Regions from separate parts of the Homo sapiens genome. Here region 2 is linked to region 1. The links are chromatin loops, found by intact Hi-C in ENCODE. Cell type or tissue: IMR-90. All regions are shown on one strand. Each heading gives the region's core, and the rest is flanking DNA. Links, peaks and the distances in the headings are about the cores only. Region 1 overlaps SUCLG2 (succinate-CoA ligase GDP-forming subunit beta). Region 2 overlaps SUCLG2 (succinate-CoA ligase GDP-forming subunit beta).

Region 1 (16,008 bases), core at 4,847-9,846:
GGACCGCATTTCTAAATTATAGTTCAATTAGTAGCTTTGTTTACAAGTCATGAATACCATTTTAATTTTGCAGATCTTGGTAACACATATAAGAATCTTCTAGCCATTGCACTGCCTTTTGAAACTGCATAATCTCGCACGTTTTAAAGGAGCCTCTGGTATTATTTTCTTTTCAATGTAATCATAGATGAAGGTCTAAAGTAGACCTTCCCATTCTCTTTCTGAACTCCTTTAAGTTCTTTAATTATAACCCTGAAATGCATCTCTTTTGCGTGCCCAACATCTTCAGCATATTTCTCTTCTTTACCCTGCAGCTGATTAGCAAGGACTACAACACTGAATATCAAATATTATGATTTTTGAGTTATATGAGCATTTTCCTTTTCACAGGAATAATATGAAGAAAATTACCTCAGTACATTCAGACTTCTTTTTTTTTTATGAGTATTTTCTTTTAATTCTTATTGATAGTCTAAAACAAAACACCATTAACTGGATAGTTTATAAACAACAGAAATTTATTTCTCACAGTTCTGGAGTCTGAAAGATCACAATCCAGGCACCAACAGATTTGATGTCTGGTGAGGGCCTGTTTCCTGGATTACAGGTGGTGCCACCTTCTTGCTGTGTCCTCACATGGCAGAAGGAATGAAGGAGCTCCCTTGGGCCTATTTCATAAGGACACTAATCACATTCATGAGAGCCCACCCTCATGAGCTAATCAACTGCTAAAGGCCCCACTTCCTAATATCATCACCTTGAGGGTTAGGATTTCAACTTACGAATGGTGGGGAGAGGGGCACAAACATTCAGAACACAACAAAATTATTTAGCATGAATATATATATGTATTGCCTTACTGGTTACCAGGCTACAAATCAGGAAGTAAGAAAACAATCTTCCAATGCAGTTATTTTCAAGTAGTGGGAAACTCTTGATATTCCTTAATAGAGGGGCCACATCAAGCCTTTGGCTCCCAAGAAGGCAATGCCTCTTGAAAACTACTGTGTTCACTGGTCACATGTGTATCAGTTACAAATGTGACCATCCAGTTGAAACATAATTCTAGCTGTGTATGCCAGAAATATATCTAGATATAACCAGAATGCCACGATGTACTTGGGCAAACCCCCAAGGTTGTCGTTGTCGTGCATTTTGTGTGTGTGTATGTGTGTGCAAATGGCTTAAATATTCCATTACTGCCTATTGTTCTTACATAAAACTTTTCAAGAAAATTAGAAGTTAATAGGCTGACTGATGACAGCCTTATATCAATATAAATTGCTTAAAATATTCTTAGGCCTAAGTGGATGTAAATTTTTATGTTCATTCCCAATGTTGGATAAGAAGTTGACAGAGCTGCACAAAAATTGCAAAAGAAACATTCTAAATCATGAGCTCTTTAAGTACAGGGACGAGGGACGACATCTTACCCATTTATATATCTCCAGGATTTGGAACAGTAGCTGGTATATAGAGTAATTGTTGAATAAATAATATGAAAAATTGGTTTGAGATCCAGGAACAGAGTAAAGGATAGGGTTGTGGTCGCACTGGTGGTTACAAGGCAATACTTTTTTACCTTTCAAACTAAGAAAAACATCAAATATATAAAAAAAAAATAGAAGGTGAAATAATTATACAGCCTACCCATGTATCCTCTACCTACCTTTAGTAGTATTTAACGATTTGCCATATTTGCTTTCTCCCTCTCTTCCTCTCTATATCTATCTCTATAGAGATATATGTAGCTATACATATATAGATAGATGGATAGTTGTTGAAGCATTTCATACTGAGTGGCCTACATCATGACACTTCACTCCCAAATGCATCTCCTAAAAATAGGAACATTGTCCTAATCACACTACAACATGTAAGAAAATGGGCCGGGCGTGGTGGCTCATGCCTGTAATCCCAACACTTTGGGAGGCCAAGGCGGGTGGATCACAAGGTCAGGAGATCGAGACCATCCTGGCTAACAAAGTGAAACCCCATCTCTACTAAAAATACAAAAAATTAGCCGGGCATGGTAGTGGGCACCTATAGTCGCAGCTACTTGAGAGACTGAGGCAGGAGAATGGCGTGAACCTGGGAGGTGGAGCTTGTAGTGAGCAGAGATGGCGCCACTGCACTCCAGCCTGGGCGACAGAGTGAGACTCCGTCTCAAAAAAAAAAAAAAAAAAAAGAAAATGAACAATTCCCCTATTGTCATCTAATATGCAGCCTGCAGTGAAATATTCCCAGTTATCCCAAGAATGTTTTATAGACACACATACCCAAAGCAGTATCCATTCAAAGTTCACACATTGCATGTAGTTCTTAGGGTCTATTTCACATATTCAGTGTTTTAGATTTACTTATTTCAAGTTTTCTATTTCTATATATATTTTAGTCCATTTGTCCCTGAATTGTAGCAAGTATTTTCAAATCCATAACTTGAAACTGAGCTTTGTGGATTAAGGCAAAAAGGACATTGTAGATGCCTCTGGCCCATCCTCCTCACACTTTGAGTAAGTGAGGGTCTTCTGGTCCATCCTCCTGCACATCAGGCGTTATTTCACTCTTGACATACACTTGTGATGTGGGGCATAAATCACCATAAGCATCTTTCATGTTTGCCTAACCAACTCAGTTTAAATCCCATGACTAAAAAGGGAGCCTACTTTCCAGAATCAGACTGGAGGAAAAGAGGAGATTTTAAATTTCTTCCTGCTCCTAAAAATGGAATGCTTGAAAGTGATATATACTGGCAATGTAAAATAGTTTTGATGGGGAGAGAATGCAGAAATTAACTTTCTAACTTAAACAATTTCAATTTTGTAATTCTCAATGTTAGCACAAACACTATAATCAAAATTCACTGTACTGTGCTCTAGGTACTGGGTGGAGGAAAAAAAAAACACTGATGGGACAAAGATCTTCTTAGGGAATATGGCAGAGAAAGTGAAAAAGCATGAGGAATAAAGATTTTCAAATATGGGTATCTGAAAGGGTAGGCCTTTCCATTTTGTTCTACTACCCAGTGTTTCAATCCCGGCAAGAACACCACAATATTCCAGGTCTTTACCTCCATCACCCTGCCCTAAGGATATGTGGGGTAAGGGGCACTGTTGTGCCCAAGGCTCTTCAAATTTAACGTATTATTACCACTGTTATTATATTTAATTCTACCACTGGAAGTAGTAAGACCTCAATCAGGGGTGATTCACTCCCATGATATTGATCAGTATAAGGCAGAGACTATTGGGATACCAAGTGTTAATTCTTCTTTCATTAGTGGCAGTATCTCAACAGAATGTCAATTTTATAATATTTTTCAGCATCCCTTTCAACCTGGAATCATGTGATTGCTGTCTGGGTAGTGAGGTGGGACTTCCGGGATTCAGCCTGGCCTTCCTCCTCCCTTGATACATGAATATCTTAAATTATACTGCATAGGACTCTCTTCCTTTATTACCAATCAAATAAAAAATTAATTGGGTCAAAAATATATGGCCCATTATATGCAAGGGCTATAACATAGGCAGGTCTTAGGGAATATCAGCAAAGCGAAAGGAAAAAATAGGTCCCTCTATGGAGAAAATCAATGCTCCTCAAATGTAACTGAAAAACATGTTTGTCTATTCAATCCCGGTATAAGCCCTCATTGGAAGATTTACTGGAACACACTGAATTGAATATAGATAGTAAAGGAAGATGTAGCTGATAATAGGAACAGAGTTGCCCTGTGATCCATGGTATGTGAGGGCATAGGGAAAAACACATTCAACTCAAACAAGGGTATGGTAATTTCAGGCTTCATTAGAAACACAGCGAGGTGAAATCAATTGTAAGCCAGACAGGAAAGAATCAAAATCAGTTAGAAAAGAAATTTTAATTTCAAGCTTCTAAGGAGAAACTATAAATAATGCAAGGTTTAAAACATATTAGCAAAAATACATCACGGTATCTCTCTCAAGCAAAACAGCTAAACTTGAAACTTTCTTGAGGATATTCAGCTCTGAATATTTAAAAGCAAATGCACATATTTGCCAGAGAGAAAAACATGTTTAGGGGGAAAATATTAAAATGAAGTCTGGGATGATACACACCAAAATATGAATGTGGACATAAACAACTCCAGGTTATTTTCCTTTTCTTCTTTATACCTTTATGTAGTTTTTGAAAATTTTAAATTATGAATGCATAATTTTTGTAATTAGACAGATAAAGAGCTTTAGCAAAAAGAAAAACATTCAAGTCATCATATAATAACATTGTATGAACATTAGACATGGAAGGCTCATCACAAGCAAACCCCAAATATCCTCCATAAGACAATCTAATGACTTGCTCTTAATGAAAGAATGGTCCTTCCTCTCTCCAATCTCCATTTTTGGGTGCTGCTAATGGTTAAGACCTGTGCCTCTGAGTTTGTAGACTCTAGTATGGTTCTCCAGATCTTCAGCATTAAATGTATCCGGAAACAGGTAAGCAATCAGTTCAAAAGAAAAGAACAGATTTTCAATTTCCTTCTCCTAAAAATGTCATGCTCTAAAGTGATACATGGAAATGTAAAACAATTTTGGTGGGAAACATGTGCAGAAATTAACTTTATAACTTGAATAATATCAATTTTATGATTCTCAATGTTACAATTATTAGAAGTACAGAATCTCTGTCCCTAACTCAGACCTGCTTGAATTGGGGAATTGGGGAACTTATTGGGGAATTACTGATTAAAGGAATTTATTCTACCCTCCTACTTACAGAAGATGCCCGAGGAAAACTGTGGATAGTGGTGTTATTTAAACTAAGAGATACAGAAATAAAATTATTTCATTTTTTAAAACTATATAAATTGTTTTCCATCTATATCTACTTATAACAACAAAAGAACAAAAGCAGCTTTTTTTTTTTTTTTTTTTTTTTTTTAGCTGTTTTTACTCCTAAAACAGCTACCACTACTATTACTACTATACTGCAAGAGAGCAATAACATTTATGGGACCTTTACCATGCATGAGACACAGTGGTACATGCTTGGGATAGTCCATTACAATGGTGTTCTATAATGAACCTTGTCAACGTTTATAAATGCCCTTGCATAGTCCCTTCCCTTTGGATCCTGGCTGAGTCTGTGACTTGCTTTAGTCCTGAAAATGTGGCAGCAGAGATGCTGAACCAGTTTCAGGCCAATGCCTTGAGAAGGCTTGGGAGTCTCTGCCTTTGCCCTCTCAGATGCTTAAGGGCCACATAGGGAGGCTGGTTACTTTGCTGAAGGGGCCCTTTGGAGATATCACATGGAGACAGAGGGGCCTTCAACAACTGGGGATGAGGGAAGAGGCCCGCCTTCCCAGAACCTGCCAGCTGAATGCAGTCACACGAATGAACACTGACAAGAACAGTGGAAGAATGGCCTACCTAACCCCAGGCCAGATTGCTAAATCATAAGAAAATGGTTCTATCAAGTTTTGGGGTGGTTTGCTATGCAGAAATAATAACCAAAACAGTGCTTTATAGACATTTGACTCATTTTAATCTCACAACAACCCTAAGAAATAGGCACTAATAATATCATCCTTCTACAGAAGCATTTATCCAATTTGAATAACGCCTCCTATAATAAGTCGAGGGGGTAGGGCTTTACTGCATGAGAACAATTCTGTATATTATCAAACACACAGCAGTTCCATTTCTCATCTGAGGGTGGGGCATTTCCTATTACTGACTGTGTCTCATCATCTCTAAAGTAAAGAGAGTCAATAACTCACTGAACGTCTAAGATTCTTTTCAGCTCTGAAATTCCATGACTCTAAATGAGTAGCCGGTGCTTATTGTTTATACAGTGGTTTTCAACACATCACATCACACACACTAGCAAAGGTCGGAGGGGAAAAAAGCACCTTGAGAACATCCCATCCCAACTGCCCAGGCCATCTGAGTAACAGGAACCACCCCACCAGTCAGGAAGAGACGGCTGAATGCATATTAAAACACTCCAAGTATGCTGCCCTTCTGGAATATCGTTAAACAACTCAGTCTGTCATATGGTCCTTTGAGTTTTTCAATTAAAAAAGAAATGGCAAATGTAAATATTACCATCTCTTTTTCAGTCTGCTAATTTGTGTTCAGGAAAGTCTTCCAACAAGAAAAACACATGGTTAATCACCTTTGAGACCCAATATAACAAAGTAGCCTGGAAAGAGAAAAGGGGCTTTTTTATGATTTAAATTGTTATGTGGTCAATCAAATCTAATCTATTCTAATTCATTCACATGGAAGGTCAATTATCCAAATGCTCTTAATTCAACCTGCCTCTGATCTTGGTGACCAGTGAACCATTCAAAGGGCAGCTGTTTTGTGTGTGTGTGTTTTAATATGAATTCGTTATCACAGTTTTACGTTTTCCTCATTCTCAACTATTTAAGCTAACGTGGCCTGCTTGACGAAGCACATTTAAGTAGAGGGAAACACACTTAGTTCTCTTTGTATTCTGAAATAACAACATTCTCTATGACCTTTCTGGAGTCAATGTACACAGAAAACCCACAAGATTCATGCTATCACCAACTGTTGGAAGGAAAACACCAGGCAGGCAGCAAATCTACTTCCCAGGCCAATTACCCCATTCCCTAAAACTATTCCATCTTCAAAACAAGCCTAAAATGCATGTCAAGAAAAACATCCATGTGTCTTTCTTTACTCTTTTTATGAAGGCTTTTGCTTGGTGATTTGCTCAAGGGTCAAGTTTAAATTTGGGTCAGTTTGTTTATTTGTGATATAATGAAAAAGAAATTTACCAGGGAAGAACAGAACTATTGGAAGTACTCCATGGTAAATGAGAGAAAGTATGCCAAAGCTCTTCGCACCAAGACTAAATAAATTAGTTGAGAATTGTATTTGGATGCTAGGAACAAAGAAATAAATATAAGGACTTAAACATACAAGGATTTATTCTCTTACATAAAGGAACACTGGTGGTAGATAGGCCTGGGATGGTAGGATGCTACCAGGAGTCCATCAGGAACTCAGATGCCTTTGGTTTGTCTCCTCTACCATGCAATGGTACCGTTCTAAGGTTATTTCTCAGTCTAAGAGGGCTGCTGGAGCCCCTGCCATTGTAAAGTCATTCCAAGCAACAGTGAGGAGCAGGGAAAAGGGCTCCCTTCCCAGCTGCTTCAGCTTCTTAAACACAGCCTTGCCAGAGGTCCCACATTACACTTTTGTTTACATATCACTGGCCAGAAAGCAGTGACGTGATTCCACCCAGCTGAAAGGGAGGTGGAACAATATCATAGAATTGACATTTTGTTGAGATTCTACTATTAAGGAAGAAAAAAAAATTGATATTGGATATCTCAGTAGGCCCTGCCTTATACCAATTAATTTCTTGGTAGTAAATCACTACTGATTGAAGTCTTATTATTTCCAGTAGTAGAAGTGTAGCTAAGAATAATAACAGTGGTAATAACACCTTAAATCTGAAAAACTTCTATGTAAAAGTTACAATCTGGTTCACACAATAATCACATGATAGTACAATAAAAGTGACAATAATAATGATAGCAGAAATTAACAGCAGTATCTGTCATTTATTAAACACCAAATTCTGTGCTGAGTGCTATAATACCTTATTCTCATCAATCTTCACATCAACTTTGTGAGGTTTTCATTAACTCCATTTTATGAAGACATGGACTTCAGAGATGGGAAGTGACTTTTCTAAGGTCATACACTTCAGGAGGGAAACAGAACTGCAATTCCATCAAAGCCCTCTTGATCACACTGGTGTTAATCATTCCCCTGATGAGGTCATTAATATCACATTTTACAGCTGAGGAAACTGAGGTCCAAATTATCGGAGTGCTTTAATTCACTGTAATATTGAATCAATGGTAGGACTTTTATTATAAAAATCCTAACAGGGCCAGAAAAGGACTTAGGAAATCTAGCTTCTCATCCTCGCTCTATACTTTAATACTGATTTTGATCTGATAGTAAAAACAATACAGGCCCACTGGGAAGGAAAAATTAAAACTATACAGTAAAGAAGAGAGTAAAAAATCATTCCCAACACTACCAGTTGGAGAAAATATAGGCAATGCAAACATTCTAGTGAGCATTCTCTGGGGTTTATCTGATAAGATATAAAGAAGGGGAGGGGAAGTGGAGAGACAGAGGTTCCATAATTTGTCTAACGTCTCTGCACTACAGAGCCAGCACTCAGGTTCACTGCCCAAGTGCCCAGTGTACTCTCTGACCCAAGACATTCATGAGTCGTACCTTTCCTGCTGAAAGACATTCCAATTACATGCAGGATTTAAAACTCTATGACAAGGGACTGCTCTTTCTTTTTATGAGTTTTTAAGAAAATGCCTTTTAAAATTTCTCTTCCAAGCTCTGAGATAAAGAAAACTGAAATACGACCATTAACAATTTACCCACAGCATGCATGAGTTTAACGCTCCAAACGATACTCAGGGTTCTCAACATTAACAGTGCATTGAAGCCAACTCATTTCTCATTTTCTGTTGCCAACTCCATAAATCTGCTTGAAGTCTTGAAAGTATAGATTATATATTTAAGTGATTCTTGTATTCTGGCAAGTAAAAACATAAAATGTAATTCGAATTCCATATAACGGTATTGGAAGAAGCACAAAGATGGCATTCTGAGGGGGAAGGGGTTTGTGCATTTAATATTTTCGGAATCATATATTATGTATCAGGTACTGGGAAAACAGAGATCAATCAGAAAAGGAGGACCTTCCATCTAGTACTAGTACTAGTACTAGAATTTTCATCTAGTATCTAGGGGTCCCCAACCTGGAAACTAGTGTCATTTTAGGCTGGAAAATGCCTTGTTATGGTGAGCTGTTTGTGTGCTGTTGAACAGCATCCCTGACCTCTTCCTGCCAGATGCTAGTAGCATACCCACTCCAAAATGACAATAATAAATGTCTCTAGACATTGCCAAATGTCCCCTGGGAGGTAGCATGGCCCCCAGCTGAGAACAGCTGATCTGGTCCATCCCGCCCCAGTTCACAGAACCTGGGAAGATTTCCAAGGAGAAAGGGATAACAGGCAGGCAAAGTGAGGAGGGAGAGGAAGAACATTCTGGGAGAAGGGTCTCTGGAACAGATGGTAGAGATCATGCCAGCAAGGGGAGGTAAGGTCATGCGGGGCCGGATGATACAAGCTTCTGAATCTCTGACTCAGAAATTCAGAATTTAGTTTGCAGGAAATGGGGATTGTGGTATTATTTTACATATATATATGTATGTTTTTGTCCACAGTTCCTAGCTCATAACTCCCACAGCTCCTGTTACAGCCTTTTGTTATAATGTTGGGGCACTTTAGGTCTCAGAAGCAAACCTCAAAAAACAATCTCTCTCTCTCTCTCTCTGAAATTCTCCTGCCTTCCTTTCACCTGCTCCTTTTTCTTCCCACAGCAGGCTTTAGAAACTAAAAATATACTCTAATCTCCCCCCACTTTTCTGATTATGGGTCATTAGACCCTCATTTCCGAAGGGGTCCTGTGTCATACCTCAGAAGAAGGAATGCTGCACAGAGAGGCCAAGAAGCATCTGTATAGACAGGCCTTTCTGGGTGTTCCCACTCAGTCTACTAGCATTAGATCATACCCTTTTTGTCTAGTCACATTTCAAAATGGCTGTCAATCATGCCCATCCAATGGACTCTCCATAAAAGGTCCAAGAGGATGGCGTTCAGGAGCTTCTGGACGGCTGAATGCATGGAGGTTTCTGTAGGGCGGCATGCCCAGGAACGGGCTAGAGGCTCTGAGCCCCTTCCCATACCACACCCTATTCATTTCTTTATCTGTATCTTCTGTAACATCCTTTATAATAAACCAGTAAGCATAAGTTAGTATTTACCTGAGTTTTGTGTGCCACCCCAGCAAATGAATTGAACCCAAGGAAGAGGTCATGGGAAACCCAATTTATAGCCGGTTGGTGAGAAACACAGGTAAAACAACCTGGAGCTTGCAATCAGCATCGGAAGTGAGGCGTGGTTTTGTGGGACTGAGCCCTCAACCTGTGGGATCTGAGATTATCTCCAGGTGGAGTGTCAGAACTGAATTTAGATAGAGGATGCCCAGCTAGTGTCTGCTGCAGAATTGATTGCTTGCTTACTGGTGGGGAAAACCCCCCACACATTTGATCACAGAAGTCTTCTGTGTTGACTATTGTGGTGTGAAAATAGAGAAAATACAGTTTGTGTTCTTCCATTCAGGGATCAAGTTTGTGGGCAGAAACTGCAGTAAAATGCACAAAAAGCAAGTCCTATGAGTTGAGTGTGACCGTGTGCTGCTGCCATTTGATTGCTTTAATTAAAGAAAAATAGGGGATGAAGTAATTACAGGCCCTCTCTGAGACTGTCTTCTTAACAAGGTGGCTGAATGTCATTGAAAATTTTCTGGATTTTAAAACAGAAATACACTGACACAGAGAAAATATTCTGCACATTGCCTGACACACAGAGTACCCTCACCAATGTTAATTCCTTATTATTACCATTCTTGTTGCTGGCTGTCTTAAAGCAGGGTGGGGCACTGATGGCTGATGTCAGCATTTCTCAGTATGGCCCAAGGAACCCTGGTGCCTTGGAAGTGTTAATAATATCTGTACATACATACAGATGTGCAGACACAGAGAATCATTTTCTTTCAGAAATTTATCTTTTAAAAAGGAAACTATGACAAAGGATGTAGAATAACAGAAACATTTATCTTTATATATTTTGTTATAAATGCTTACCTAATTTATACTTTCTTAATAAATAAGGAGAAGAGTATCTAAATAAAATGTTTTCTTGAATTAATTTGTTTATGGGGCCATGCTTTTCCTGTTCTCTCTCAAGAGTTCCTGTTGGTACCCCACTTATATTTAATTTAGATACTGTTAGCCTGGAAAATATTGCCCTAATCCAGTTGACTGGGGTTGTATGGAAAAGGCCCTGGCTTTGGTAACCAGAGATTATGCCAGGGCCGGGGGCCGTCTTGAAATAAAGAGAAAGAAAGTGTCATCCTGTGAAAAGGTCAAGGAGGAAGCCATCTCAACAGCTGTTTGCAAACCTCACTTCAAGGCAACCAACTGACAGAGGGAGAAATAATCTCAAGGAGGTATGAAAACAGCAGCAGGGCTAGGGAAACACATCTGTGAATGCCCAGATAATTGAGCATCATTGTTTAGGAGTTGGAGGGCCATCTCTTTCTGTGCATTTGAAGCAATTTTCTCTTGTGACATACTATGTTTTGTGTTCCCGAACATTTAACCTCTGGATTTGGACAGCAGAGACCTGGCCCAAGCCCATTCCTTTTAGGAGTCCTCAAATGGTTACTGAAAGTGACGGTTTTCTAATTATTCTGTCAAGCATCAATCTCAGAAGTTCCCAGTTCCTCCATGCTCTGACTGACAGGGCAATCAGCACTTTACTTAAAGTATAAGCACCAACCTCTTCTGGACAGCAAGAGCACCTCACATGCCCAAAAACAGAAAAATTCACAGCTCTAAGAAAGTAAGAAGCCCTCATGGGTGTGCAATTTTACAAGCGTGTGTATGCATCCTTCCTGGGAATAGCGCTTTTTGATCTGGCATTTCTTTCAAATGGGACATCCCCAATTCCAAATTTCAACCATCATGGCTATGATTTTACATACTCACTGTGCTGCTGAAAACTCAATCAAAATGCACAGCAAAAAGCCAGTCTCAAAGATCTCCCTCAATCAAGGCAGACCAGAGTGGTCAGAAAAGAAGCAGATGTCTACACTCCTTCAACTCCAAGTCAAAACTTATAATTCCACTTTCTTACATGCTACTCTTCTGAGAGAAAAATGTGGGCAAAAGGAAGCATAGGAACTGTCACAACGAGAAAATATTCTTATTAATCACATTTAGGCAAATTCCATTTATTTGTTTTTCTCTAAAAGTGACCTCCATATATTAACAGATGCCCTACTTTACTTTGTCTTTTAGAAATCAGTTGCTTGTAATCTCTGAGACAATATATAGAAGTAGAAATGAGATTGGTGGATCAGTCTTCAACTGGTTTGAAGGTGATGGTAAAAGTCTATGAAAGCTGCCAGCATGGTGCTAAAACTCAAAGAGGGCATGGCATAGTGACATGGGTTATATGATGAGTGAGAGCTGCCAGGACGAATCGGAAGAGGGGCTTGACAATCGATTGCCTGAAATACATTACAGGGCAAAAGAAAGCAGGGCACCTGTGGTTATGTCCCTGATATAAGAAGATAGCCACTGTATCTTCAAGATCCCAGAGGCATGGAGAAAAAGTAGGTAATTCAAATGGAGGCAATTTGGAGACACCTAGACTAATACCATTAGTCTCCAACTAGTCTCTGTTTTCTCTTCCTTTTCCACAATGCGTACTCCTATCTTTGTCTAAGATTTCATTGTTCTGGTGCTTAAAGCCTTTCAGAGGCTTACAATTTTATCCAGAATGAATTCAAACTTCCTGATTTGGCCTGCAAGTCCTTTCAGAGCTGGGCCCAGCTTCACTCTCAGCGCCTCCTCAGTCCTTCTCGCTCACTCTGCTCTGAAACACTCAGAGCTCTCTCCTGCCTTTGCTTTTCCGCTGCTCTTTTCACTTTGCCCCAAATCAACAAGGTTCACTCATTTACATCATTCGGGTCTCCACTCAAATGTCACCTCCTCAGAGAATCCCTCTCTGGCCACCCCATCTACAGCAATTGCTGTCTCACTGCTAAGGTCCTGAGAATGCACCTCACACTCTGAACTGCAGGCAGCATGACTGGCTGCACTGGGGGCAAGGCTATGCTTCCCCTGGGCTGCTCCCAGCCGAGTAGGGGCATCCAATCTTCCTTCCCTCTCTCCTTCACTCAGAGTCAGACCTGCATCATAGTCTGATGGCCAGGCCAGCCTCTCCTGGCTGCTTTCTCATTTTCTTTCAAAGGGATTTCTGCTGATAAAATCCTTGCACATTTAATCTTGTCTTGATGGCATCTGGGACCCTAGCATATTTATTATCATCCTGTTTTACTATCTTCTTAGTACCACAGAAAATTATCTAGTGTGGCACCCAGCAATCAGCATTTTCCATGCCCTTCAGGCAGTTCTGGGACATGCTCAAGTTTGAGAAACAATGACCTATTATTATATGGTTAATTATAGTCAGAGCAAGAATCAGGACCCAGCTGTAAGAATTCCCATTCATTTCTCACCAAGCAGTACTCTTTTAATGACACACACAGCCCTTACGTTGTATCTGCTTAAATACCCTGCTTTAAAAAATTGGCCAGGCATGGTGGCTCACTCCTGTAATCTCAGCACTTTGGGAGGCTGAGGCAGGTGGATCACCTGAGGTCAGGAGTTCGAGACCAGCCTGGCCAACATGGTGAAACTCCGTCTCTATCGAAAATACAAAAGTTAGCCAGGCATGGTGGCATATGCCTGTAATCCCTGCTACTCAGGAGGCTGAGGCAAGATAATTGCTTGAACCTGGGAGGTAGAGGTTGCAGTGAGCTGAGATAGTGCCATTGCACTCCAGCCTAGGTGAGAGTGAGACTTTGTCTCAAAAAAAAGAATTTATGCTGGTCATATTTTTACATCCATTTAAAAAGATGGATTTAATAAAATGGGCATTAACATACTAGGTAAACTGAAGGAATTTGTAGAACACTGGTTTGATCAAGGCTGACTGCCTCCATCTATCTAACTGGCTTTGTAGCTTTTTAGGCAGTAAAAATAAACTTAGTGTATCCCCTGTCTTGTGAGGGAAGCTTAATCTGATGTTGTGCTATTACTAACATGGAAAAGCAGTCATGCTATCAAGATGGCATCCGGCAAGATGAGATGACACTGAAGTTTGTCGCTATCGATTTTTATATGGCAAAACCTGGGTCTTGTTCTCCCTTTTCTCCCTTTCGATCAAGTACTCTCATCTCCAGGAGGAAATGCTACTGTTTTGGTAGACAGTGGCTGCCCAGCCACAGTGCAAGCAAGTGTGATAACGACAAAATGGATTGATTACTATCAGGAAACGTATGGACAGTAAGGTATGAAATATTACCAGCTGAACAACCAAGATACAAAGATATAACATGCTTTACTGCTTACAAAGGGAGGCAGCCATTAGGAAGTTTGCTTTCTCACATAAATCCTTGACTATCTTTCCCTGGAGGGGAAAAGTATATTACATCTAGTCCAATAGAACATTTAGATACAAGTCAGGATTCTGACAAGTAGGAATATTTAATTTGTTTTGAATTAAGAATTGAGAATCGGAACTTCCACTATGATATGAATACAGAAACCAAGACCTTCCTTACTAATTAATGACCTCTGGCCTATAAAGTCTTCAGGAGAATTTCTAAATGTTCTCTACAACTTTGTGTTTTCTCTTACCTCTTGAGATTGATAATATAAACACACCTAGATACACAATAACTATCCTCCGAAATCTTTTACTATACTAGCTACAATCTCTCATACATCAAAACAGCAGCTCTAGTATATTTTTCTCACCTGAAATATTGAGGAATAGGAAGTTATTCAGTTTCTCACAATTTTCTTAAGCTCAAAGGGTTTGGTCAAAGCACACGTCATACCTGCTTAATCTCTAGAGAGAACAACTTTGACAGGTGAAGCGAGAAAAAAGCTGCTCCACTGCCTTCACGTGGAAAAAAGATGAAATGTAAAGGCCTGCAATGACAGACTTTTCAAATAGGGTTTTAGTAAAAGAATGATGTCTTTGGAAACTTAAACTGCAATTTTACCTTGAACAAGTATAGGATAGGATATCCTTTAAAGAGATTATTTGAAAACTATAAAATATTTATTCATTCAACAAATATCTAATAAATGACTACCAGATCAGTATAACACCATAACCAAGAGTTAATGGAAATGAATAATAATTAAATATGTAATATGGTAGGAGACGTATATGTTTTATCCTGTCATTTAATACTCATAGCAACCCTGCTGAGTTGTTTCTATTAATATACCCATTTCACAGGCAGGAAAAAAAAAATGAGACTTAGAGGAGTTAACTCACTTGGGAAAGTCACAGATGTAAGAGGAAACAGAGCGGGAATTCCAATCAAGGCTTACTCATGTTTTTAACTACATGGTCTAACACCAAACTAAGCACCCTGAATAATATAATGCATGCTGTCGAGAAATGCTATTGTGAAAATGAATAGGAGAGAAAAGAGCCATAATACAGATGCCCAAATGAGTGCTACAAGAGGGGCAAAAGTGTGAAATAAAAGCAGGCCGGGTGGTGTCAAATTCTGTATGATGTGTGGGTTGAGGAGGTAGAGCAGGGAGTCTGGCCTCTGAGGAGGCAAAAAAATCGAACTCACTCAAACTTGTTTTCTGAGCGAATCTTCAATTTGTCTAAGACTTTTCCCTGGAGTTAGGAATTTGCCAAAAAATTATCAGCACCTATTAGGTGCCAATATAGTATAGACATGGACCCTGTCTTCATGAAGGGCACAGTCTAGCAGAAAAAGTAGGGCAGCTTTCAAAGATGGTCCTGTAATATTTTCTGCTTCACACTCTTCTGCAGTGCAACTTTGCCATTCTCACATTAAGAGATGGGGTCTGTTTCTCTAATCCATCCAGCTCCTTGAACCTGGGCAGGACCTGTAACTGCTCTAACAGAAGATGGCAGAAATGGCACACTGTCAGTCCTGGCCTGGAAGTTTCCATTTCCTGCCTCTTGGGAGCCATTCACTATATATGATCACTCTGAGACCACCATGCTATGAAAAGGCCAAACTACACAGAGAGATCAGATGGAATGTGAAGAGAAAGAAAAAGAGATGGGCCAAGGAGCAATGAGATGCCAGGCATATGAGGAAGCCATCTTGTGTGTCCAGCCCAATTGAGTCATCACACGGCTCGGGCTCCATCCACCAATGACTGCAGCTGCATAGCAGACTCCAAGCAGGGGCCACTCAGATTAGTCATGTGAACCCACTGAAGCATGAGAGGTAGTGATAAACTGCTGTTTTTAAG
Region 2 (16,008 bases), core at 8,214-13,213, 190 kb after region 1:
TCCATTCTCCTGCCTCAGCCTCCCGAGTAGCTGGGACTACAGGCGCCCGCCACTGCACCCGGCTAATTTTTTGTGTTTTTAGTAGAGACGGGGTTTCACCGTGTTAGCCAGGATGGTCTCGATCTCCTGACCTCGTGATCCACCTGCCTCGGCCTCCCAAAGTGCTGGGATTACAGGCGTGAGCCACTGCACCCAGCCACCTGGCTAATTTTTTTTCTATTTTTAGTAGAGACGGGGTTTCACCGTGTTAGCCAAGATGGTCTTAATCTCCTGACCTCGTGATCTGCCCACCTCGGCCTCCCAAAGTTCTGAGATTACAGGTGTGAGCCACCATGCCTGGCTGGCAGTATCTTTTTTTTTTTTTTAGAATCAGCTGATAATGTAACTTACTCAGAGATCCTGGTGGAGGATATAAACGTTCAGACCCAAAACAGACAACATCCAGACCAGGGATGGCAGAGCCTCTTAACTCTGACCAGCTGGAAATGGCTGCCCAGGGAGCTGTAGAAAGTAAGACCTCAAGGCTTTGTCATGGTAGACATCAATAATCACTCAGAACAGCATCATGAGTGATTATTGATGTCTACGACAGGAAGAGAGAGGGGCAGCTCAGTCTCAGGTATTCACAAGCCAGAATCAAGTATAAGGTTATAGGACTTGAGAAGAATAAGGACAGATTTGTCAACATCATCATTATTAAGATTACTGAGTTTCTTCAATATGCCCAGATGATGTTTAGAGTAATTCAAATTTAAGTGAAATTAAAAAGGGATATCAGACAGGCTAAAATAAAAAAGTGCCTTGAATCTTAATAAGCCCACAGTATATGAACTGCCTCTAATTAGATTCAGGAATATGACTCCTTTTGAAACCAACCAGGAGAAAACACTTATTCAGAAGATTTCAATAAAAAATTAATAACCACTTGCTTCCACTTTATCATGCACAGTCCTCAACGGTGGATTTTAAAAAACGAAAGTACAGTCTGTCTCAGGAAAATTGTACTTGTGAGTCCTTCAAAAGCTAGGACATTTTAATCAATAAAGTGTGAGGGCAATTTACTGACTTACATAATTCAACAAAATACTTGCTATTCAAAATGAGTGAAGTCTGTCACTGAAATTGTTAAGGGTTTATATAAATACACTACTAAATTAACAAAGAAAAAAGCAAGCAAAGGCTGCCCTCCAACCTGATCTTCATGCTCCAGGGAACCAGTTCTTTATCAGGATAATGGTGGTTGACGTTTCCGTAAGTTATCTGGTACTCTGCCTTTCTTTTTTGGAGAGAGATGACTTGCCCAAGGTAAATCCAGTTCAGAAAGGGAGCATCCATGCCAGTAACTTTTGATCCATGTAGCTTTCTCCTATACCACATTATGACTTGCTATAAGAGGACAGTTAAACAGGATAATTACAGAGGGCAAGTTTCCCAACTAAATGACAACCATTAAAATTAGACATGAAGTTACAAAAAAAGAGTGAACAGAGGGAGATTTTCTTAAGTACTAGTAAATTTCTACTTAGGTCCTAGGAAGTGCTGTTTACTTTATAATTACATGTTAAACTACATATATGATAAGTATTTTTTCAGTATTTTATGCTACATTGCACAATTTTAAAAAGCTTTAAAGAAGAGTGTAAGCTTCTAAGTCTCACAGCTGTGAATTCAAATTCAGACTCTATTATTTACAAGTTGGATGAGTTTAGACAAACTTCTCAACCTCTCTAAGCTTCAGTTTCCTCTTGTGTAAAATGAAGATAAATGATAGATAATGATAATGATAGTACCTATGTTACAGATTGCTGCTGAGTGTCAAAGAGAAAATGCCATTGGAATGCCTAGCACTTAGTGGCCCTCTCTGGACTGGTCTCTCCACTGCAAAGGCCCAAAACCTGCCCCCTGCATTGTTTCCAAGCTGATATACATCAACACATTTCCAGATTGTAGCTACACTTGGCATTTCACCTCCTAGTTGACAGTGTGAAGCTGTTCATACTGCTATAGGGCAGCACACAGCTGAATGCAAACACAGTTCTTTTGCCTTACCTAGGAGCTCCATGGATCAGGAGATGCCCTACAGCTGAGAGACAGGCAAGTTTGGTGGATAAAGAAAGCCAGCAAGTGGACAATCGAACATAATTTGGAATTACTGGTCATCAAAGTCTAATTCCAGAAATAAATCAATTCAATGGAAAGCCTTTATAGCAAGCAGACAGATTTAGAAAGGCTGTAAGGCACAGAAGAAATCACGTAGACTTGGGAGTCTGACAGGTGGGTGTTCAAATCCTATCTTGGTCACTAAGCAGTAACCCAATTGTAGCGGATGTTGTAAGTGACTCGCCAGTATCTTTTTCTAAACTATTCAGCAGCTTAGCCAATAATGGAGATTTCCAATTTTTGCCAATAACTGGCTCAGCAATGAGCATATGACCTAATCCCCAGCAGTGATAACCTAGAGGAAGTCTAATGGGAAGGTTATAGGAAGAACTTCCTCCCTCATAGAAGTTTAAGAAAATAAGAAAAAAAAATTATCTAGATTAACTATCTAGAGCTATTCCGTGGCCTTGTCCAGCTGCAAGGCAAGCTGGGAGATCCAGTACAGCCATGTGTCCAGAGAAAAGAAGAGCTGGCTTCAGTTAACGGATAATAGTTCCTGGCATGTTTTTAAAGAAAGCTCTGTCAAGGCTTTCTTCTGTGTAATTTATTGTAATGTACATTCGAAAAAAATGTATATGTATCAGTAATTTACCAAGCCCATACTTTCATGGACACTATTACTTATGGAGGGGCTCAAATGTGGATTTAAATATTTTTAATAGTGAATAGATTTAGAAGAAAAATGTGAAGTCAATGATATTGATACTTAAACATCACAAAAAGCCCTGAAGAGGTATTACCCTAGATGAGGCACCGAAGTGTTAAACCAGTTGTCCGAGGCACAAAGCTAGTAAGTGGCTTACATGTCACATTAGCCATGGAAGAGCCTTGCAGCAGATGCTCTCAGTGCTCCATCCGCATGGCCTCAGATCGCGCCACCATTTTTATACAGACTCACTGTGCACTCTTACTCCCAAGAGCAGCCCCGGCAGGTCTTTGTCTTAAGATGCTGAAGACAACATGCCCTTAAAGAACCTTGAAGAGGGTATATAAATACTTCAACTCTCTTGCCCCTAACTACAACTCTGAGGTGTAACCTACACAGTTTCCATAGCTGTCCTGTGGAATTAAGCAAAGTCACCCTCTTTGGGATTCAGTTTAATAACACACCCTTCTCAGCCTCCTTCCCTTCAACTTCTCTAAACCCCTTTGAGTTTTTCCTGAGAATGCCTCCCCGAAAAGCCACTTTCACATGAATCCTTTTCTCAGGATGTGTGACCAGGGAACAATAAGAAAAGTCTTGGGGTTACTATGGTCCAAGGTTCCCCAAACAAGAATCACTCATACACAATTCTTGCTACATCTAGAGAACACTAATACCAGTATCAGTTTATTTATGATGTTTATTTTAACTTAAAGATAGAGAAAACTTTAGAGCACTACCTATACTGTTTGTTTAAGTAGAAGGAGATAGCATAATTAAAAAATAAAAGGGATTCAATTCTGATTATTTGAGGTATGAAGTCCTAAGCTGAAGATCTTAAAAGCACACAAGCACAAAACTGAAAATTTCTCCGTGACAAAATCCTAAGGTTCCAAAGACAGTAACAATGAATTCAGCACTATGTGACTCACTGGTATTGGATGCTGCATCCCTGCGTTACCTAAACTCATCTCGTGTACTGCCAATGGATGTGTCCCGTGCTCTGGGCAGCACTGTTTCAACAGCCATTTTGCAAAGTTAAGCATGTATCTGGCACACAGCATAATCCCTGATACATGATAGATGTACAATGAATGTTAAACAGAGTTTAGTAAGGAAACTGAGTCTCTTCCCTAAAGCCATGCTGTTGATCAGTGGGCCAGAAACAGGCACAACTGAACCTTTTCTCTGCATACCATCTGCCTGCATCTAGAACAGAGATGTGATTCACTCCTAAAAATCCACTACGATTCTTCCTAGATGACTTCATCTACAGCAGTAAATCTACACATTTATATAGATTTTTTACTCTCTTATAACATTTGTTTTCCCCATTCTCCCCAAAACTCGTTGAGCATTCCATGGAATATTATTGCTGGCTAATTTTCACCACTATTTGCCTATTGGCATAACCGCACCCACTTTTTATCATGCTCCTTTTTCAACTACTGCTATTACTCCTTTTTTTCTTTCATTAGAACCCTCAGAAGTGATTTCACTTTTATGTTCATTATTGTTCATTTACAATCAGCTTTTGATTGCATGCTGATTGTTCTTAAATTTCAACTTTAGACTGCTGAAGAAAAACAGTGCTTGGTGTTAGCTTCTGATTACCAAAGATCAGCTGAATTAAGTTACAAAACTGTTTTTCAAAAGGCCTGGAACATAGGTAGTAAAATGTTAGTGTTTTTGTTTAACCTTGGGTGAGCTGTCTGGATAAAGAGAATGGTTAAAAACTAAGTGAGATTAAAAATAATAATGAGGTTTGCTGGATTTACTTAAAATCAAAATAAAAAAATACCAAAATTGATACATCTGAACAAGGCTCTGCATTTATTCCAATCTCTTGCTATTGTTTAAAATATTTCTAGAGCTCCTATTTGGGAAATGACAATAAACCTGTGCCCCTTTCCTTGGGATATTCTTCTCAATTGCAACTCGTCTGTCTTTAAGTTGATTTCACTCATAGAAATGGTCAGAGCTTCTCAAATCCAACACCAGCAAATAAGGTGTAGGAAACAATGTTTTAGTTGGAAAACAAGTGCTGGAAGCATAAAGCAAAAGAACTCATGGCAGTGGTCCATGGGCTAGCTCTCCAAGCAGCCAGAAAAGCATGCATCTCCAGCAAAAGTTCAGAGACTCCAGAAGTGCCAAGGTGAAAAAACAAAGGCTCATCTGGTCACATATTAGGTTGGTGCAAAGTTACAAATTTCAAAAACCGCAATTACTTTTGCACCAACCTACAATTTCAGATGTGTTTGATCAAAAAAATCAACCACACCCACGTTGTCTCAATGCAGGGTGGTTCTGGAGGTCTGTGAGGTCAAAACTATTTTCATAATAATACTAGGATGACTTTGTCACTCTCATTCTTCACAAATGTACAGACCACAAAAAGTTCATTGATGTGTGTATTAGTATCCTAGGACTGGCGTACAAAGTACCACATACTGGGTATCCTAGGACTGGCATACAAAGTACCACATACTGGGTGGCTGAAACTACAGAAAGGTATTCTCTTGCAGTTTAGGAGGCTTAAAGTCTGAGATCAAGGTATCAGAAGGGTTGGTTTCTTCTGAGGGCTGTGAGGGAGAATCTGGTCCATGCCTCTCTCCTAGCTTCCAGTGGTTCACAGGCAATCTTTGGTGTTCTTGGCTTGCAAAAGCATCACTACTTTCATCTTCACATGGCTTTCTCCCTGGGCGTGTGTGCCCGAGTATAAATTTTCTCTTTTTATAAAGACACCAATCATATTGAATTAGGGCCCTCCCTAACGACCTCATTTTAACTTGATTTCCTCTATCTATCTCTTACCTTCTATCTCCTTTAAAGATAGAGTCTTTACAGAGAAAATCAAATTACATTAGGTCACATTCTGAGATACTGAAGGTTAGATTTCAACATAGGAATTTTGTGGGGGACACAATTCCACCCATTATCAGGCATAATTCAGTGGACCCACGTGAGTGGCATCCTGAGGAGATGTGCAGGGCAACAGCTGTGACAACAAGGAAGTTGTTTAAGATCTCTGAGCCGCAGTTTGTTACTCTTTAAAATGGGCTTAGTAGCTAGGCATGGTGGCTCACACCCGTAATCTCAGCACTTTAGGAGGCTGAGGTGGGAGGATCACTTGAGGCCACAAGTTGGAGACCAACCTGGGCAACAAAGCAAGACCTTGTCTCTACAAAATTTAAAAAAAAAAAATTGGCCAGGCATAGTGGCATGCACCTGTAGTCCCAGCTAATCTGGAGGCTGAGAACAGAGGATTCATTGTGCCCAGAAGTTCAAGGATGCAGTGAGCTGTTATACGATCTTGCCACTGCACTCCAGCCTGGATGACACAACAAGACCCCATCTCTACATAAATAAGTAAAGAAAATAAAATGAGCTTAGCAATGGCTATAATAATGCCTTCCTCCTAGGGCTGCCATGAATACTCAACATGATAATCCTCCTCAAGTGCACAGCACCAAACCTGGCCCACAGAATGTGCTTGATAAACATCAGGTGTCTATTTGTACATGTGCTTCATTTCAGGTTATCCAGACACCATTAATAGCCATTGTACAGGCAAGTCCAGCAGAAAAGGACTCTGTGTGTGTGTGTGTTATCCAGACACCATTAATAGCCATTGTACAGGCAAGTCCAACAGAAAAGGACTCTGTGTGTGTGTGTGTGTGTGTGTGTGTGTGTGTGAGAGAGATGGCACCCTGCAAGGGAATGGCATCCTGGTTCCTGGCAAACAGGTTCCTGCCTTGCTCCCTGAGCTACTGGGATGGGCATCTGCCACCTGTGACACGGAACTGGAATAAAATGAATGAATGTAAATGATTGTCAAATAAACATTCATCAAGTCTACAATAATCATAAAAACACACTAAACAACGTGGTCCAAAAGTACTCAGTGTTTGTGTTTGTTTCTGAACTTTGTGGTGAAAGGAGGTGCTCCCTACCATTTTCACTTTGCAAACATTTATTCTGTGACTTAAACTACAACGACTACGACCGCCATCACTCACTTATCACCAGAAACTGGGTAAATCATTATCTTACTTGTTTTTATTAATCTTTTTGAAATGTAAGTAGAGCTTACATTTAATTCACTGTTTAATATTAGCGGTGTTTTTGGTCTTTGGAAGTTTGATGATGTTTCTGTAACCTGAAGTATGCTGAACTTAAAACTCTTGTTTACATCAATTAGCCTATAGAAAACTGGTTTGCTTTATGGTGAAACCATTTCTGTCCTCCAAGGCTGTATAATTAACTTCTTATCCTCTTCCTACATTCAGTGCTGGAATGGGTATGGAAGCAGAGAACAAATTGGAATGTCTTTAGTGAGGACTTACAGTATCCCCAGAGGGCTGGGGTGCTCTCACAACACCAAACACATCTCACTGTAATTGCCCATTTCTCATCAGTCTCCAACAAATGAGACTGTAGGTTCCTTAAAGGCAGCAACTGTCTCATATCCCCAAGCTTCCTACAAACCCACCATCTGCAACCTCCGCCTCCCAGGTTCAACTGATTCTCCTGACTCAGCCTCCCAAGTAGCTGGAATTACAGGTGTACACCATCATACCTGGCTAATTTTTGTATTTTTAGTAGAGATGGAGTTTCACCATGTTGGCCAGGCTTGTCTTCAACTCCTGACCTCAGGTGATCCACCCACCTGGGCCTCACAAAGTGCTGGGATTACAGGCGTGAGCCACCGCCTAATAGTGGGCCTAATAGTGGACCTGTGCTGCATTTGACCCACTGAAAGAATCAATGAATATGAATATACAACAGAAACATTATCAGGAAAGATATTTCTTAATAGACATTTTAGTTGGACATGGGAAACTGAAAATGTAGCCCAAGCTACATATGATACAACATTTCTACTCAGGTGAATGTTAACATAAGGTATACCTCCACGGAACACTCATGTTCATAGCAGCATTATTCACATAGCCAAAAAGGGAAAGCAACCCAAGTGTCCACCGACAAATTAATGGATTAAAAAAAAGATATATACACATATCATGGAATATTATTCAGCCTAATAAGGAAGGAAATTTTTGCACATGCTGCAACACAGATGAACTTTGAAGACATTATGCTAAATGAAATAAGCCAGTCATAAAAGAATAGCTATAGTATGAATCTTTTTAGATAAGGTTCCTAGAGTAGGCAAATTCACAGAGATCAAAAGTAGAACAGTGGTTGGCAGGGACTAGGGGAAGGGGAGATGGGGGAGTTAGCATTGAATAGGTACAGAGTTTTAGTAGGGGAGGATGAATAAGTTCAGGAAATGGATGATGGTGATGGCTGCATAACAATATGAATATATAACAATGTCCGAGTATGGTTAAAATGGCAAAATGATAAAAATGGCAAAAATGGTTAAAATGGTCAATTTTATGTCATGTATATTTTACTACAATAATAAATATATAATAAAAATTTTAAATTAAAGAATATACACATTCATATTTTTTAGTATCTTTAGAAGCTTTGGAAATCAAAAACAAGGTTTCAGAGACAAAAAAGGAACTTAATGATCCAAATTTTTAATCAAAAAAGCAATTCTTTTGCCACCTCCCTCAACACCCTAAAAGTCAATCAGAAAACACTGCTTTGTGTCAATAATTAATTTTACCTAAATTATGACAATGTTGCTTAACATCAAAATTCCAGGAAAAATATTCCACTGACCTGAAAAGAAGGACTCTGAAGTATGCAGGAGGAAATAGATTCATCCTGTAGCACATGACAACACATCTTCAAGAAAGGAACACTATGACTCTTGGCTTACCATAAGCGTAACATTACTGATATACTGCCAATATTAAGCAAAATGAAATACCACTACTAAATATTCTCACTTGGGGCCCTTTAACATAAAGAAAATTTAGTATTTTTCTCTCATCTTCCTATAAAGTTTAACTCTGTAAGTCTCCCCACATATTAAAATTATATTTTATACAAAATATAGTCATAAAAGCTATTTTATACTGGTCATAAAAGCCTCATCATATACTCATATCAAACAAAAAAGAAAGGATCCATTAGACACTCACAACATGCTATGCTGTGAGTTTTGGACGTGGGACTCCAATCCTAAAAGCGTCCTCAGGCCCACCCTCGCTTAGGACAAGTCACAAGCCTTCTGCCTCCATTTCCAACCATCCTATTCAACACTCAGCCATTCAGTCCTTCTGCATCATTTTAAAATTCATGAGGATAATCTGTTTACAACTTCACCATCTCAAAATTTACTTAGTTTTTCTAATGTGCCAAATAGCACGTATATTTTTTTCCATGGTAATTATAAAAAAGTTAAAAGCTGAAAAATTCCTTTTTTCCCTGTATTGTTGGCTTTCAATTTTAATGATACATCACTTTAAAAGAGCCCTGAATCTTAACAAAGAAACACTCATCATTAATAGTTTATTCCCTTAATCAAAAATAATTCATAACTCTCCACTTTCTATTACTTATTAAAGGCCCACGTAAGCCCTCAGGCTGGAATGAGAATGCCTATGAGAACTGGTTTTCCCCCTTTCTTTCAAAGGTAGGAAAGGACTTACTAACTCAAATAAGTCCTTCAAGTCCAGATGGTATAGCATAGCATCTCAACAACAGGTAAGAGAGTACAAGCAGAAGCTGGGGACAAAAAGCAAAGGATAAAAAATAGTTCCTTATAAAAATGTGAAGAGATCTCCATTGATAAGGAGAAAACCTTAATATTTTCTGGTAAAGCTATAATGCTGATCCCTACTTCTATTCAATGCTGTGGGCAAGCCAATCAATGCTGTGGGCACGGGGAAGGGAGGGGAATGGAGGGGAGGGCAGGGGAGGGGAGGGGAGGAGAGGGGAGGGGAGGGGAGAATATGGTGCCCTAAATGGATCAGGCCACTCCCCAGACACTGTACCCAGAGCCCTGAGCCCTGCTTCAGGCAGGGAGGAAAGCATGGTGCTGTTCCTCTCCACAGGCCTCCCGACTTCAGCCACAGACAATAAGATGGGGGTGGATCCCTTACTTAAAACCAGACAATATCGAAACAATAAAGTTTGGCCGGGCACGGTGGCTCACGCCTTAATCCCAGCACTTTGTGAGGCCAGGTGGGTGGACCACCTGAGGTCAGGAGTTGAAGACAAGCCTGGCCAACATGGTGAAACTCCATCTCTACTAAAAATACAAAAATTAGCTAGGTGTGGTGGTGTACACCTGTAATTCCAGCTACTTGGGAGGCTGAGTCAGGAGAATCACTTGAACCTGGAAGATGGAGGGTGCAGTGAGCCAAGATCTCACCACTGCACTCAAGCCTGGGCAAGAGAGTGAGACTCTGTCTGAAAAAATATAAATAAAAATAAATAAATTCAGCTTTCAGAGACACTGAAATGTGAAAAAGAAAAAAAAAAGGTATCTTACAAAGAAATATAAGTAATTGTCACAAGATCACAAAGCTATGGAGTGCTGAAGGCAAGAGTTAAACCCGGGCAGTCTGATTCCACTCACGGTGTACGTCTAGTATCCTGGCATAATGACTCACAGCATTGAATCGATGCCAAAGTCGCCCAAATGATCTCCATTCTTGCATTTCTCCAACCCTCTCCACACTATATCCAGAAAGAGTACTCTACGCATTAAACTGCCCTTGCCACTTCACTGTCTAAAACCCTTCAATGGCTCCCTATTGCCCTCCTCAAGAACAAGCTTAGCTTCATTACCAGGCCTACCAGGATCAGCGATCTTGTCCTTGCTCTTGTCTCTGGCCTCATTTCTCACCGTAAACTCTACAAGGCAGCCCTCCTGAACCTCCTTAGGGCTCTCAAGTCACAACTCTGGGACTAAGACAGCCCACAAATGGAAATACAGCAAGCACAGGGAGAAATGGATGGGAGCAGAAAAAAGATGCTAGTCCCCCCACTCCAACCCACAGGACCCAAACTTACACAAACCATGCCTTGTGCTTTGCCATGTCTCCATTAACAATTCATATATTATGTCAAATCCCTCGAATTTTAAAATAAAAATAAAATTCAAAGGTAAATGTTAGAAATCTATGCATTTATGGCTACTGCCTAAGTCCTATTCTTTTGGAATCATTTCTAGAAAGGGTAAAAGCTGACCATACTCAGTACACTGGTCAAAGTCTGAACCCAGAATACCAGGAAACTCCATCCTCCAACACCATCCCCCAAAGCCCACTCTGCAAAGGCAATGACATTTCACAATTTCTCCAGCATTCTTGAAACGCTGAGGGCAGTAGTTTGTGCTAAGCACACAGTGAAAGTCATGTCCAGTTGGCCGTTGGTTCATGCTGTGGCTACTGCCAATTCTTTAAGTGTTCCCTCACCTCAAATCTTTGATGCACGAGGTCCAGCAGTCGTCACTACTAAGTCAACACTGAGACATGTAAATGTTTGTGAAATGAGTAATAACCAGGATGGTACAATTAAGCTCCCCATGAGCTCCTCCCCACTGCCACCTCAGGCCTCACCAGACATTCATCCCAACTGTGGAATCCTGAAGATAATCAGAGCCCGGGAGGCAGATCTTCACCCCTCTGAGCCTCAGATTCCCCAGAAGTAAGCTGGGAACAATAACTCCTATTTCACATGGCTACTGCAAGGATGAAGTGAAATAAAATGTATGGAAGCACCAAGCCAGTGACTAATCCTGAGATGGCAGCACATGATAAATGCTTACTGAATCTGGGAAAGCAAAATTATTCTAGCTCAATAAAGCCTTTTAAAAAGACCAGCGAATTTAGCTTCAAATTCAGTGCAAGAGAAATAATCATCCTGGGCCCACCATCGGGTCATATGCCAAATGTCTTAAATATCATCTTATTTAATCTTTGTAACTATCTGTGCAAATGATCCCCTTTTCAAGTAACAGTAAATTGAGGCTCAGTCAGGTTCAATAATTTGCTCCAGGTTGCAGAGAAAGAACATGGGAGATCCCATAAGAATTTGAACTCCGTTGAATTTGAACCCAGACTTCGTGTCTTTAATCTCCCTACTACTCTGTTGACAAGACCCTGAAGCCAGAGAGAGAGGAAGGTGGATAAGAGTCCAGAAAGGGCAACCATGCCAAGTTGATCAGCACACCTTCATCAGCACAAGTCCAAATGACCAAAGGCGAGTGTCACTCAAGGGCAAAAAGATGGGGAAAGGTAAGCAATCAGTTTAACTGCCTAGTTCAGCCCAACTAGGATCTTTCAGTGACAGAGCTTAATAATTTAACAGCATAAGTCCTTTATCAGCATGAGGCGGGTGACTCCCTGGCACTGTGATTTTAAGCAAATGACTATAGGGCCTCTCTATGCCTCTGACTGCTTCTATAAAACATGGAGACTGTGAAATCTCCCCTGCAGTGATGTTGTAAGGGTTAAAGAAATAATGTGTGGAGATTACTTCACGCAGCCTTGTTATATACTACATGCCCAAGGAACAGTTCTATGATTATGAGGACCCTTTCACAACTAGGATTTCTATAGCCCCTTCCTTCTTCCTCATTTGCTGAAATGAGCCACATCATCCCTCAACTTCTCCTGTTCCTTACCTCCCTCTCCCTTCTCTGTGCACCCTACTCATTGACTGAGACCACAAATGCTTACTGAATACCAACTCCGGCCAGCTGGGGAATCACTCACGCTGTTACATTAAGCTGTATCACTTTGCCTTTGTGGAGCTTACATTCTTAAACTTGTAGGAGAGCGGGGAAGACGGCCAATGAACAAATAACACTACCAGGTACAGTCAAGTGTTATAAAGAACAAAGCAGATAAGGGTACAGAGAATAATCCCTGGAAAGGCAGGGCTGGGTAAGGTAATTAGGAAAAAGCCTATCTGAAGAATCAACGTTGAATCAGAAAGCTGATGAAGACAGAGATCAGGCAATGAATGATCAGAGGGAATAGTTCTGCAGACACAGGGTAAGTGGTTGACAGAGGCCAACAGTATCTTAGAAGGCTAAGAACACAGCTCAATTGCAGTACCCACTATGTTTTAGTATAACTACAGGTTTATAGGCCAGTTGTACCTCTGTGCCCTCTGAAGGTAGGAGCTGTGTTTCTTATTCCTGTCTGCATTCACTCAGTCATATTTATCTGCCCAACATTCTATAAAGAATGAGCTGTAATAAGCATTCAGAAAATATTTGCTACATAAATGATATTTGTTTGATTTTTCAGTTGTGGGGGTTAATTTTATTCCCTGCTGAATTCTGGGCTTTCTGAAGCCCCATTTAGACTTCTTTGTATACCCAAAAGTGCCATTGTCCCTCAACTTCTGCTATCCACCTCTCCCTTCTCCATACTAAACTGCTCACTACAACTACTCTCCCCCTGTTCTCTCACCTCTGCCTCTGCATGAATTCACCTGGACTGCCTTCTTCATCACCTCCACCTTCCTCACAAACTCTCAAGATTAATCTCCAAATTTCATTAGTGTACTGATATTATCATTTGTTCAAATATTTCCAAATCTCTCAAGTTCTTCAGTAAAACTTTTCCATCAAGTAACAGAAAGTGATGCATCAAGTGACAATTGCAGATTGAGTGGTAAAGACAGCTGAAGGACAAATGATCTGAGGTTACTTATGTAATTTCTTTTCCTCCCCCAAATATGCCATATTTCAGTGACTTTCTGGGCTTTGCGCCTGCAGAACTAGACCAGGGTACGAGGGCAGGAATGTTCTCACTACTGTGGGTCTGTGCACTCAATCACTCACCCATAAAAGAAATGCCTTATTTACAGCAAACAAAACCAATTTAGGACAAAGCTATCACTTAACGGTCTTCCCCACAAGGAAGGTCAATAGTTTAGCATCTAAATTATTTGAGATGGATTCCCTTTTCTAAAAGCAGAAATTGCAGCTGTACTTCATTTTAAAAAAAGAAAAAAGTCAAATATTTATTCTCCTAGGCAAGAGGGAGATACAGGTAAGTCACAACTTCCAATGCAGCCGCCACAGCCTCATTTAGCTGATAAGAACTTGCCCATAACCTTTAGTCCTTCACTTACAAAAGTCATGCATTCATCTTTCTCCTCCCACTTCCGTAAAGGCAGAAAATTAGGCTGGAGCCATTCTTTCTGAGTATACAACAGCAGGGGCATGGGTTTAAGCAGTTTCTTTGACAACATACATTCCTCTGTAAGTCCCTGGACAGAAGCTCTGGGCTGCACAGAAAACATACAACAAGGATTCTAAAATAGGAGGCCTGGCCAGGCACAGTGGCCCACATCTGTAATCCCAACACTTTGGGAGGCTGAAGGGGGCAGATCACTTGAGGTCAGGAGTTTGAGACAAACCTGACCAACATGGCGAAACCCCATCTCTACTAAAAATACAAAAATCAGCCAGGCATGGTGGCGTGCATCTGTGGTACCAGCTACTCAGGAAGCCGAGGCAGGAGAATCGCTTGTACCCAGGAGGAGGAGGTTGTAGTGAGCCAAGATCAGGCCACCGCACTCCAGCCTGGGTGAGAGTGAGACTCTCTTTCAAAAAAAAAGTAAAATAAAATTGGAGACCTGAAAGGCAGTGCTTCTCCTACAAGAGAGCTCCATGAACTTCCACTAGCCAAAGAGAGGGGAAATACCCTAAGAGACAACAAAACTGTGCTTAGACTTAAGAACCATTTCAAACTCAGTGCCCTCAGCCAACATTTCCCCTAAGACTTGACTGGCAGTATGTACTCATATCTTGCCCACCATGGCAGTGCCTGGCTATATTACACCACCAAGTACTGCACACACTTTTCACTTGGCTATATGGACACAGCAACATGGCCCCTGTCTACCAGGATTTAGGTCTTTGGAAAGACTTCTAACCATGGTTAGACCCTTACTGCTAAATTCACTGAACACCACTCTGCTAAAAGTTTCAAAGCCAGCCTAACTTAGATTTATAACAGGGGGCGTGTACAGTACATTAATTACATGCCTGTGCTTTGGCTGCCAGGACTGGGATTCAGCCTCTGTATGGTTTAAACCCCTGAAACCTCCTTAGCAGACCCTGCAGGTCTCCACATGATTTGGCCCTTGTCTTCCTCTCAGACCTAGTCTACTACCACTTTCCCCCTCTAATTACCTAGACATGCCCAGCTCATTCTCATCTCAGTCTTTGCACTTGCTGTCTGCTCTGCCTAACACACTCTTCCCCTTAGTCTCACCTAGCTGGCTACCTTTCATCGCTCAGGTCTCAGCTCATATGTCAAAAAGGCCATCTCCAGGATCACTTACATATAATGCTGAGCAATGTGAAGTATGTGTATGCCTACATATAATTTCACCTAAAGTACAAAACTGAACAAAACCAGCGTTATAAGTCAGGGGACTGGTGACCCTTTGTAGGGTGGAGGTAGTGACAGGCAGGAGCACCAGGGGGCCTCTGGGTTGTTGTTAAATGATCGTTTTCTTCATCTGTACCTAGTTAGCTGGGTTTGCATTCAGTTTATGAAAATTCATCAAGTTGTTCATTTGTAATTGTTCATTTTTCAGTATGTCTTATATTTCAGTTTAAAAAATTATGCCAATCAAAAACACACCATATCAAATAGGTCTCCTCTGATCATCCAGTCTAAACTACCCTGCTGTGAAGCAATCCATTCTCCATCCCATGACCCTGACTGATTTTCTTCACAGAATCTGTCATTGGCTGAAATCATTTTCATTATTGGTTATATGTGTACTGGCTCACTCTCTCCCACCTCCATTAAAATAAAGTATCACGTGGCCAAAGACTCTGCCTGCCTCATTCACCATCCCCAAACCCCAGGGCCTACAACAGTCCTGCCAAATGGTATGGGCTGAATAAAAACTATATGAAAAATAAGAAATGACTAAAGTGGACCCTTTAAGGACGTACTATCAATCAAAAGTCAAAACAGTAAAGCTAACAGCAAAGGTGAAAAAAAAAAAAAAACTTCAATGACACTAAGCATCAGGAATATGTGTCAAATGTTAAATTTAACCATAGGGAGGAGGTAGACAAAATGTCATTCTATGGGTATCTTTGAGAGACCAGTTAAAGTTATTTCTCTAAGCAGAAACTGGGTCTTTTATTTCTGTACAGACAACAGTTTTTCACAAGGCCTGGTGGTATAAAATAGGTCTGGGCCAAGAGTGGCAACAGATTTCTGAGACACTTGGTGAGGATTCTTAAGTATGATGAGAGAAGTGGGCCATGTTTAACTGCAATGTCTGCCACG

Evidence for each region. Hi-C counts contacts between places; a loop is a spot of excess contacts. Peaks named below come from ENCODE experiments on the same cell type or tissue, not always from the same donor. Only the 100,000 strongest peaks of a DNase experiment are listed, where the experiment ranks them.
Region 2: it touches region 1 in a loop (2.5-fold over the local background); 1 of 110 quality-filtered maps calls a loop at or near these places.

What each region holds. Positions count from the first base shown.
Region 1 is chr3:67,452,794-67,468,801 of GRCh38, forward strand. The region is part of intron 9 of SUCLG2 (succinate-CoA ligase GDP-forming subunit beta); the gene reads right to left. Among named protein-coding and RNA genes, the nearest start is that of SUCLG2, 190 kb to the right of the region's middle. In IMR-90, for the core only: no CTCF peak of the experiment used is centred there; DNase peaks (open chromatin) are centred at 5,848, 7,198 and 9,218; H3K27ac peaks cover 1,100 bases.
Region 2 is chr3:67,636,454-67,652,461 of GRCh38, forward strand. All of the region lies in intron 1 of SUCLG2 (succinate-CoA ligase GDP-forming subunit beta), which reads right to left. Among named protein-coding and RNA genes, the nearest start is that of SUCLG2, 10 kb to the right of the region's middle. RefSeq lists a silencer at 11,052-11,346 and enhancers at 11,052-11,346, 14,282-14,331. In IMR-90, for the core only: no CTCF peak of the experiment used is centred there; a DNase peak (open chromatin) is centred at 11,138; H3K27ac peaks cover 1,611 bases.